Regions from separate parts of the Homo sapiens genome. Here regions 1 and 2 are each linked to region 3. The links are chromatin contacts, found by Hi-C in ENCODE. All regions are on one chromosome and are shown on one strand. The core of a region is the stretch at or near the end of the contact, and the rest is flanking DNA. Distances in the headings are between cores, read along the strand shown.

Region 1 (3,623 bases), core at 979-3,478, 540 kb before region 3:
AGAAAAGATGCAACCCAGTCCCATTGGGAAGCACCAGCCCTGTTCTCTCCTGATCTGGTGGTCAGCTGGGGCTAGAGTTACTTGGAAGAAGATAGAGAGCCCTATGGGCGCCTATGGCTGTACTCCACTGCAGCTGCCCCAGGCACAAAAGCCCCTAGGCTCTGCTCCAGTTGAAGCCCTGTCTCTGCCTACTCTCAGGGAAGATTCCCCTGCCAATTCAAACATCCATGGGGCATGTGGGGTCCCCTATAGCTAAGATCACAGAGGGCCATGGTGAAAGTAAGCTGTCCCTCTGTTTCTCTACTCACTCCTTCCACATGATCCATTCAGGGCCATGAACTAGCCCTAGCATTCATGTATCCTGCACAGGGTTCCTAGCTTTTTCCCTCTTCACCCTCAGTGTCTGTATCACCTTTCCAATAGCTGTTGGTGTTTTCTCTCTGAAGGTCTGCTCAAAGTATGTGCAATACTTTGGTCTCTCTCAGTGGAAGCAGTGCTTCCTGGATGCATCTAGTGAGCCATTTTGTCCCCTCTGAAGACAACTGCCAATCTCTGCAGCATGAGCTGCTTCGTGCCCAGGAGCTCCAAGGTGCCACCAACCACAAGGGCTACAGCCATGCAGAGCATGAGCATGCAGGCCTAGGTGTCCAGGGTGGGAATGGGGCTCTGGCTTTTTCGAACAGTGGGCACAGGCATGCTGTTCCCACCATCAGCTCAGGCACTGGCAGGAGGAGGGTACCACTCAGGAGGCTGTGAGAGAAGGATCAACAATTTTTTTTTTTTTTGAGACGGAGTCTCGCTCTGTTGCCCAGGCTGGAGTACAGTGGCACTATCTCAGCTCACTGCTACCTCTGCCTCCTGAGTTCCAGCAATTCTCCCGTCTCAGCCCCCTGAGTGGCTGGGACTATAGGCGCCCGCCACCATGCCTCTCTCATTTTTGTATTTTTAGTAGAGATGGGGTTTTACCATATTAGTCAGGCTGGTCTCGAACTCCTGACCTTAGGTGATCTGCTGGCCTCAGACTCCCAAAGTGCTGGGATTACAGGCGTCAGCCACCACGCCCAGCGACAATTATATTCTTGAAGGGAGGAGGCAGTATTATAAACACAATAATTTTTCCAAATGAGTATTGTATTTAACGTAATTTTAATCAAACCTCCATGGGAGCTGGAATTTGACAAAATTAGTTTGAAATTTACCTAAAGAGAGAGAATAGTAAAGAATTTTTAATAGTAAGAATAATAAGGGTGGAGAGCATGCTCTGACACATGATAAAACAGATTTTAAAAGCTATGATACTCAAGACAGTATACTTTTGGCAACACTAAAATAAAATACAGATGTCTGAATTAAACAGAAAAGAAACTGTGAAAATGACCATGCAAGCCAATACCATGCATAACAATTTTAATAATCAATAGGAAAATTATAATCTTTCATAAATTTTTAAAAAATTATCCTGTGGTTAGTTACAAATGCATAGAAAAATGCGGAAAATGGCAAAACTAATGTTTATTTAGCACGCTGAAATTTTAGAAACATTGATAATTAAAGCGCTACATTTATCTGCAAAAAAACTCACCAAGAGTCATTTTAACATTGCTTACCTTCTTCTCATGGTATATCTTATGATAGGAAGCAAGCTTCACTTCTATATCTTGGCAACTTGTCATATTCCTTCTTAAGTTTGGATCCGTTTACATTATTTTACCCTTTGCACTTTCAATGCTGTAAAATGTCTCTGAGAATTCTTTTAATGCTGAGTTTATTCCTGGCAGCGCTTCCTCAAGGACATCTTCATTCTTTTCGTCAGAACCACTTTCCTTATTTACACCATTAAGTAGACTTTTACTAAGTTCCTTCTGGCTACTTATCTAGAATTTCTCCAATGACAGCAGTGTCAACATTTTTATGGTCATTTATTTCTTTTATAACTCCATTTATGTTCAATTCTACCTCTACTTCTAGTTTATCACTTTCTTTGTTGCGCTTTCAGTTTTGCTGGCGAATTTCTTCTTTTTATTATTCATCTTTTGTAAAACATCACGTATTTATCATTGTGAGACAAGGAGGGACTAAAACTTCACACTTTTCTGTGTGTACATAGACTGAATAACAGTTGCACAGTGACTAGTCATAGACAGAATTTAAAAGAATGTTGCTGATCATGGATGATGATGCACATTTTTTTTTAATGTAGTCATTTGTGGGCTGAAACTTGTACCTTATACAAGCACTCACGATATACCATGATAACTGAAATTTAATTATGTTGTTAGGAGACTGGTGTCATTTAATCAAACCATGGTAACTAAAATCCATGCATATCAGAACCATGTCAAGTGAGGAGTTTGTGTATGTGTGTGTGTGTGTGTGTGTGTGTGTGTGCGCGCAAGAGACTGCTATAATTCAGGGTCAAAAGAAAGGGAGGAATATTGTGTAAGAGATGCTGAGACAATTGATGTGTTACTTGAAATATGACAATGTTTATATCTGTCACACTATACTCAGAATAAAGTCAAGGTTTTTCAGAGTTAAAAATAAAATCATCAAGCAGTAAGAAAATTATGTGAGACTTAAAAACAGTTTGCTGATAAGGTAAACTGGGGTCTATAAAGCTCAGAATAATGTTTGTAGTGGTTGAGCTCCTAAAGTTTAATAAAGTAAACTTTATTGAAAGGTACTTTTAAACATATTATATCATTCTATCCTTTCAACAATCTTGAAAAATACCTAGTAAAGATAGCACATGTGTAAGAATGGCTTTGTTCTTATGAGATATGGGTTGAAGTATTTAGATATGAACTGTTCTGATGTCTGCACTCAACTTTCAAACAATTTGGCCAGAAATATATATATCTGTAGATAGATGACATAGGTAAATAAGTAATGGTGACAAAATATTAATAATGAATAAGTGTAAATTAAAAATATGTAGGAGTTCATTACACTATTCTTTCACTATTTCTATAGTTTTAAAAGTTTCTAAAATGCAAAATTTAGAAAAATAAAGTAAAGCATCTACAGTGTATTTTTGAAGGATGCTTAAACAAAACTTGCTTCATAAATTCTGGATTTATTATTTTCTTTAATGGGAGTCAGAAGAAAAATTTATTAATTTGAACATTTGTCCATTTTGTGCTTTTAGTATTAAATATTTACTACAGTTCAGCTGTCTTTTAGAGACACAAATAATTTTAAGGATTCATGTTGACAGCTCTTTTTCTTAGTTAAAAGTTAATCAAAATAGATTTGGTCCTGAGAATGAGGGTGTGTAATGAGGCACTTCTGGTAGAGCTGAGTGAAAGATAAAGCATTGTTTCAAGTTTATGCTCTTATAAACCAGAAAGTCTAATTGTGTCCCTATTGCCTCACATCACTTTTTTCAACTAGCTTATAATTGACCATCACTGGCAATTGATCTTCTCCTTTACTATCTAGGACACAAGATATGGATGTGACAGTTGGCACTACAGGTCTCTCCAAAAGTAGGAAGTGCAAGGGCACATGTGGAGCTGCCTAAAGTTTGCACAGAGATATTGCTCCAGAAACAGAAACCACACAGAATTCCGCAGGCATCTGAGCCTGGAGCAGCCTCAGCTGGGTGCCATTTTGACCCCAGA
Region 2 (3,600 bases), core at 409-2,908, 930 kb before region 3:
AGGAGTATTTTATTGCTGAGATTGTTAGAATTGCTGGCACATGGTGATAATAGAAAGCAGATGAATATTCAGTTGAGTTTATTATTGCTTTTAAATTATTTACACCCAGGCGCTCCCTTATTGCACCCAGGGCAGACCACTCCCATCCTCCATCACCCCCTTAGTACACTGCTGAAATGGAGAAACCCATTACGAACAATTTATTTTGTCCAGAATGGATGAGTTTGGTACAGGCAGAGAGGCCCAGAACTACAAGGAAGGCGAACTCTGCTATTTTCTGCTTAATAAAGCAAGCTATTGATTTTTAAGGCATACCGGAAGAGAGTGACATGCCTGACCTAGAAAACAGAGAAGCAGATAATATTTAGGACGAAAAGAACAGCTAGACTTATGGTGACATACATCTCCACTATCCCAAATTCTGGGGAAAAGCCTTGTGGATTGGCTTGGGTTGGGGTGAATGACGAATCCTGGAAATGGGGTAAAGAAAAGAGACAACCCATCACAGGAAACAAACACAAGTGATATCACGAGTTCATGAAAAGCTAGGACTCAGAGCCAAAGGGACCATGAAGAATCTTGGGAGTCTTGGAGGGGCACTGGACTTCACATGGCATCATGTAGAAGCAGAACCTTTGGAATGTGAGTGTAAAGAGGCAGAAATCCATTTGTTTCTTCCTGGCTTCTCTGTAGTAAGAGGGACAGGCGAGTGGGCCCGGGTGCATTCAGAAAAAGGAAGTGTAGAGCAGGCAGCCCTGGCCTGGCCTCTCGAGGTCTTAAGCTCACATACAGAAGATCCTTGAGGCTGATAGACCAAACAAAGAGATTCACAGTGGAAGCCTACCAGCAACACAGTGTGGGTTTGAATGCTGGGTCCCTTCTGATGAATTTCTTAAGAATCAAACATGGCAGCCAGAGCAGTAGAAACAAATTTGGGATCTTGGTTTCAAACATTAACCACAGTATACCTTCAAAAAAAGTCAGTTGCATTAATTAAAATGACCCAATAGGAGTGAAAAGTAGTGGGAAAAAATAGGATATAAGAACTCAAATTTACATATTTAGAGGTGGGTAGAGTTGGGCTCAAATAGGTCCTGGAGCAATTACTCAGTGGACACATAACAAACAATTACTGAGCAACTACTTTGTGTAAAACATTACACTAGGGACTAGAAATAAAAAATTTCTTAAGACCTTGTTCTTAACCTGTGGAGTTTCTGTTACAGAGCATGTCATTCTGACATGGGGCGAGTTGTGCCCTCCCCCAATTTTTTCTTCTCTACCAGGATTTCCTGACCATCTTTCAAGATCTTTCTTGATGAAACTACCCAACAATGCCATGAAAAAAAAATAGCTCTATCCCTCTTTGCTTCTAAAGACTTCTTTTAAACTCATATCATCTAAACTTTATTGCTGTTTCTGTACTCGTCTTCCTTGGTAGACAGTGTAGAAGAGAAACATTTTGTGTTGTTTAGATTTGAATCTGTTAGATTCATGATGTTTATTAACATGTGTGCATTGACCCATAAGTGGGGTGTGAAATTGGTAGATTTTTGACTGGTACTTTAAAAAACTGGAGTAGAAGAGAACGGAAACTGTCAAAGTGATTCACACATTAAGAATGAGTAATGCTTCATGAAATTTGTTTCTATTATTTATGTGAGTGTCTTGAGTCACAATGTAAAATATTTTTACTAAGGATCATTTAAAAAATCAATAAAACACTGGAGGCTCAGTAATTTGGGATAGACTATAGGAAGAAACCTAGACCTAGAGATTCTGAAGTTTTCAGATTATAAACAGATCTATACTATACATAGAAAGCAATGGGTTACACAAGTTTATAGCTTAAGTAAACCAATAAAATAGCAAACATGTCTATACATTAAGGCAGGAGTCAGCAAACTATTTCTGTAAAGATAGTAAATATTTTAGGTTTTATAGACTATAAGTTTCCTGTCACGACTCTGCAACTCTACCATCATAGCACAAACGCAGCCACAGATGATGTGTAATGGAATGACAATGGCTGGGTTCCAATAAAATTTGAATTTTACATAATTTTCATGTGTCAGGAAACAGTCTTTTGATTTGTTTCAAGCATGTATGAATGTAAAAGCCATTCTTAGCTCATGATGTTTTAAAAGATAGTGTATTAATAGAAAATTTGAGCTCCAGGAAGGCCAACAGATTGAGAGATGATTGCCTTCAAAAACAGTTTGTCGACCAGGCGCAGTGGCTCATCCCAGTAATCCCAGCCCTTTGGGAGGCCAAGGTGGGTGGATCATTTGGGGTCAGGAGTTTCAGAGCAGCCTGGCCAACATGGTGAAACCCTGTTTCTACTAAAAATACAAAAGTAGCTGGGTGTGGTGGTGCACACCTGTAGTCCCAGTTACTCAGGAGGCTGAACTAAGAGAATCACTTGAACCTGGGAGATGGAGGTTGCAGTGAGCCAAGATCGCACCACTGCACTCTGGCCTGGGCAACAGAGTGAGACTCTGTCTCAAAACAAACAAACAAAAAAGAAGAAAGAAAACATAGTTTGTGACTTGTTACTCGCAGCTCCCAAGAGAAGGAGGCATGTCACACCTTGGGGGCCCACACAGGGCCTGTGTGTTGGAAGCATTGGGGCTGGTCAGGAGGCAAAGGGGGAGGGAAAGATTGCTAGAGCCTTTATTGTGATTTTTGTGGAAAGGAATGGAGTAAGCTAGATATGCAGGTTTAAGCTTGGCTGGTTTGAATAATTACAGTGGGCTCTGGGGATAAAAACTATGCCTGGTTGTCTGATACCTGGTCCTGGGGTAATTAGGGCAGGTGGATAAATGCCTGGAGTGTGAAAGCTCAATAAAGGAGATGATTGGGGTTGTGGGCTCTGGATTTGGTTGGTTTGTATTTGAAAATCACACTCATGGGTGAGTTCATCTTTAGGAGTTAGCTAATCCTAGGAGAGGCAATCTCCAGTGTTACCAAGGCTCCAGATGTCAAAGCCTCAGAATATAGAAAAGATGAGGTTAATACACATGGGCTGTGTACAAATAGGTGATGGGCTGGGTTTGGCTCATGGGCTATAGATTGCCAACCAATGGGCTAAGAGAAGAAAGATAATGTCAAATACCAAACATGCAGTTGTAAAAAATAAATTAAGAGTAAATTAGGAATATCTCATGAAGCTTCCTATCTTTGCTAGTAAACACTGAAGAAATTGTTATTTATCATAAACACTGAGCATCTCTAATCTGAAAATCCAAAAGCCTAAATTCTTTGAGCACTGACACGACACCACAAGTGGAAAATTTCACAGCTCATCTCATGTGGTGGGTCCCAGTCAAAACACAGTCAACACTTTGTTTCATGCACAAAATTACCTAAAATATTGTATCAAATTAACTTCAGCCTAGGTGTACAAGATGTGTATGAAACATAAGTGAATTTTGCGTTTAGACTTGGGTCTTATCCCCCAAGATATCTCATTCTGTAAATATAAATACTTCAAAATCTGAAAAACCTCAAATCTGAAACATTTCTGTCCCAGAAATTTCAGATAAAAAATACTCAACCTATAATAAGAAACAGCCTGTATCCACTTAAACTTAAGGAAGA
Region 3 (3,294 bases), core at 57-2,556:
CATATCTGGTTACTTCCTGCTCTTGGATTATATTTGTCAATCGTCCATGCCATGTACTTCTCTCTTAGGCTTTATTCAGAGGCTTTTAAATTTGCACTTTAACTTGGATTAGTCCTTTTAGAAAGCAATTTGGTCATATAAAAGGTAACTCATTTACTCTTTTGAAAGAGTTTAATACAGCGTCCTGTTTCTTGGGGAATTACCCTCTATATGACAAAGTCCAGTTGTTTTATTCATTGATTTGGATTTACTTCTGTTGAGGGTTGTAGGGATGAGGGAGTAGGGATAACAGAAATCCATGGGTAGAGGATATGGAAAACAAGGTGAGCCAACTGCTCTGCTACATTTGGAGAGAAAAAGGCAAGGCTGAGGACGACAAAAGTCCAGACAGGGGAGTGCTCTGTGCAGAAAAGAAGCACTGTTGTGCTCTGAGGTTGTGCAAAGGAGATCATTGTGTGAGAAGCATGGAGACAGAGCCTGAAGGTTCAAGGAGGATAGAGGAGCTCTACGAGTATAAGACACCAGCTCTGCAATTGAGTCTGCTCCCAGCTACACGGGAGGCAACTCGACTCACATCTGGCTGAGTGTCTGATGCTGTTGTGGACAGTGTTGCTATAACCTGCTGAGACACGCAGAGATCCCAGCACAACAATTTTCCTCTTTTTATTCCTTAAAAACCATTTTAGTTCAAAAACAAAATTTCAAATAATAAAAAAAATTCTCCTCCCAGCTATCACAGTCCTCAGTATCTACTAAAAGGAGTTGAAAACATATCCACAAAAACACCTGCACATGTATGTTTATAACAGCTTCATTCATAATTGCCAAAACCTGGAAGCAACCAAGATGTCCTTTAGGAGGCGAGTGGATAAATAAACTGCAGCACATCCAGACAATAGAATATTATTCAGCACTAAAAAGAAACAGGCTACATTAACCAGTCAATGTACATATTGCTTGGCAAGACTAAGCTTCAGCTTGTCCAGCATAAGTCTTGACTTACACTTCTGTATTCCCTACAGCAACTAGCCTCATGCTTTCCACCTGAAAGATGTTCCACAAGTGTTTGTTAATTTTACCTGATTGGCATCAAAATGAAGATAGCAACACAGAGCTGTTATTTAAAAGAATAAGCCAGAAGCTGAATGGTATTGTTTTTAACTATTAGGACATGTCACCACGCATCAGTCTTTCCCAACTCATTGTTAGCTGGGAATGACTGGGAATAGGAACGCTGGGGGAAAAATCCTGGATGGGTGTGGCTAATAAAGAGGATATGGCTGTGGAGCAGATAGACTTGGCTTCAAACTCTGCATTTACTACTTCCTAGCTGGGGACCTTGAGCAAACTGAGCTCTGGGTTCCTCATTTTGTAAAAAGAGTTCAAAAGGGCTCTTGGTGTGGTTGAAATGAGAGTTCGAAATAATATACTCAGAGCACCTGCCAAGGTGTCTGGCCCCAAGCTGCTCAATGTCTAACAATGATTTCATCACCTTCCTTGCTTCCATCATGTGCTGGAAAATCTAAGTGCATTAAAAAAAATGAGAGACTGAAGGATGTGAATCGCTATGAGAAAGCATGAATATCAAGAAGAAAGCATAAAAGGTATGAAAGAAGCACGCACACACACATGCACACACACGTGCAGCAATTCCAGGCTCAACTGTCTTGTCTGCAGATGTTTTATCAAACATAGGAATATATTATAGCCAAGTTGTCTAAACTCTGTTTACCTGAGTCTATCAGAGTTTATCTGTTAGTAATCTATCTCTAAAAGGCTGAAAGCTTCCTGGTTCATTCTAACACAGCAGTCCCGTTTCTGAGAATTTACTTTAAAGTATATCCACACACCTACAAAATAATGGATTTATGGGGTTGCTTACTGCAGCAGAAGACTGGAAACACCTCAAATATCTATCACTACTGGGAACTGGTTGAATAAACAAACTATGACACAACCACACAAAGGAACACTGTAGCAATAAAAAAAAAATGAGGAAACACCCTATGAACTGATAGAGGACAATTTCCTTGATTTACAGTTAAAAAGAGCAGGTATAGCACAGGTTATAAAGCATGCTACCTTTTCTGAAATATTTTCAAGGCAACAACTTCACCTTCCCGATCTGCAAAACCACTAACACAGGGATGATCTTAGGAACCAACGTGGCTTCAGCACTAGGACATTCACAGGCTAAAGGAGAAAAACTATACCATCATCTTACTGGCTGCTTATGAAGATATTTGACATAATTCAACATCCATCCTATCCTCTTAAAAGAAAAATATAAAACCCTGTTAGTGTTAGAGGTAATGCAAAGACTCCCTCTGTATTACAAACCTATTAGAAACCAAGAGGAAGTGTGAAAAACAATGGTGAAATACTAAAGGCACTGCTATAAAATCAGGTTCAAGTCAAGAATGAGTTCTGTCTGGGCCAGTTCTGGAAGTTCCAGCCAACATGCTGAAATAAGAAAGAGAAGAAAGAAACAAATGTATTATTTTCAAATGATGTGATGTTAATCAATGGAAGGTTAGTTAAAATAAGAAATATCAAGCAACAGAATCCTATGCAGGATGATGATATAGAATAACATTTTATTGTGGAAAAGTACCCAAGATATAGTATCAAATGGAAGAAGCAGTTTACAAAATAGTATCATACTATGTTTATTGAAAATATCTATTTATATCCCTATGTTGAATATATACATAGAGAAAAGTCTGAAAGGAAATCCACCAAAATATATTTACAGATTGTATCTCTGGCCTATGGGTTTTGAAGTGATTCTTATTTTTATTTACTTTTCAGCATGTCCTAAATGCTTTATTACGAGCATATGTATGTAATTGTTTAGATAAATTTCTTTCACCCACAAATAAACACACTCGTGTGTGCACATGCAAAACTCATTTCAAGGTCAGTGAGATGAGCTGCATTTCTCTTAAAGTGGCTAGTGTTTGTGACCTAAGGCCACTTTCCAACTCACTCCCACCTTTGTGAAAAACCAAGCTGGTCTGCTCTGCCTGGTCCCTGCCCCTCTGAACAGAAGCCTCAGATCTGTGGGCTCCAAAAAAGCTTACTCTGGGTTTGATTTCCCAGGTGACCATGGCCCCTGTCCTCAGTACTCATACCCAGTCCTAGCCCTATCCTAGCTGTTTGCAAAGAACTCCCAGCCCTCTGAAGCCTGCCCACCTTGCCTGAGTGAAGAGGGCTCCTCCTTGCCACACATCCAACAGAAGCCTTTGCCTCCCCAGTGGGTGAATTTGGAGATCCCTGTGGCAGTCTGAAGCC

What was found. A loop is a pair of places that touch in the nucleus more often than their neighbours do. Pooled maps may share reads with other maps.
Region 1: a map of MCF 10A shows a loop between it and region 3 (15-fold over the local background). The contact joins two enhancer-like sites. A Hi-C loop is called at or near these places in 4 of 168 maps with a recorded cell type or tissue (HCT116, MCF 10A, PC-3 and 1 more), 2 of 37 single-sample maps with no recorded cell type and 5 of 50 pooled maps.
Region 2: a loop to region 3 is called in a map of MCF 10A, with 11 times the contacts of the local background. The contact joins two enhancer-like sites. A Hi-C loop is called at or near these places in 14 of 168 maps with a recorded cell type or tissue (B cell, CD14-positive monocyte, CD4-positive, alpha-beta T cell and 10 more), 21 of 37 single-sample maps with no recorded cell type and 22 of 50 pooled maps.

Annotation. Positions count from the first base shown.
Region 1 is chr2:75,237,681-75,241,303 of GRCh38, reverse strand. All of the region lies in intron 2 of TACR1-AS1 (TACR1 antisense RNA 1), which reads right to left. LOC107985900 (a long non-coding RNA gene) reads left to right here. Exons shown (of 2, transcript XR_001739546.2): 2 at 3,442-3,623. Among named protein-coding and RNA genes, the nearest start is that of TACR1, 40 kb to the right of the region's middle. Within about 2 kb of position 2,228, at least 4 of the 41 ENCODE cell types and tissues checked have a DNase peak (open chromatin) inside an H3K27ac peak, as active enhancers do.
Region 2 is chr2:75,618,534-75,622,133 of GRCh38, reverse strand. It overlaps LOC124906026 (a long non-coding RNA gene), which reads right to left. Exons shown (of 3, transcript XR_007087115.1): 3 at 1-3,600. Among named protein-coding and RNA genes, the nearest start is that of MRPL19, 26 kb to the left of the region's middle. Within about 2 kb of position 1,658, at least 2 of the 41 ENCODE cell types and tissues checked have a DNase peak (open chromatin) inside an H3K27ac peak, as active enhancers do.
Region 3 is chr2:74,692,493-74,695,786 of GRCh38, reverse strand. It overlaps a transcript of SEMA4F not described here. Among named protein-coding and RNA genes, the nearest start is that of SEMA4F, 40 kb to the right of the region's middle. Within about 2 kb of position 1,306, at least 2 of the 41 ENCODE cell types and tissues checked have a DNase peak (open chromatin) inside an H3K27ac peak, as active enhancers do.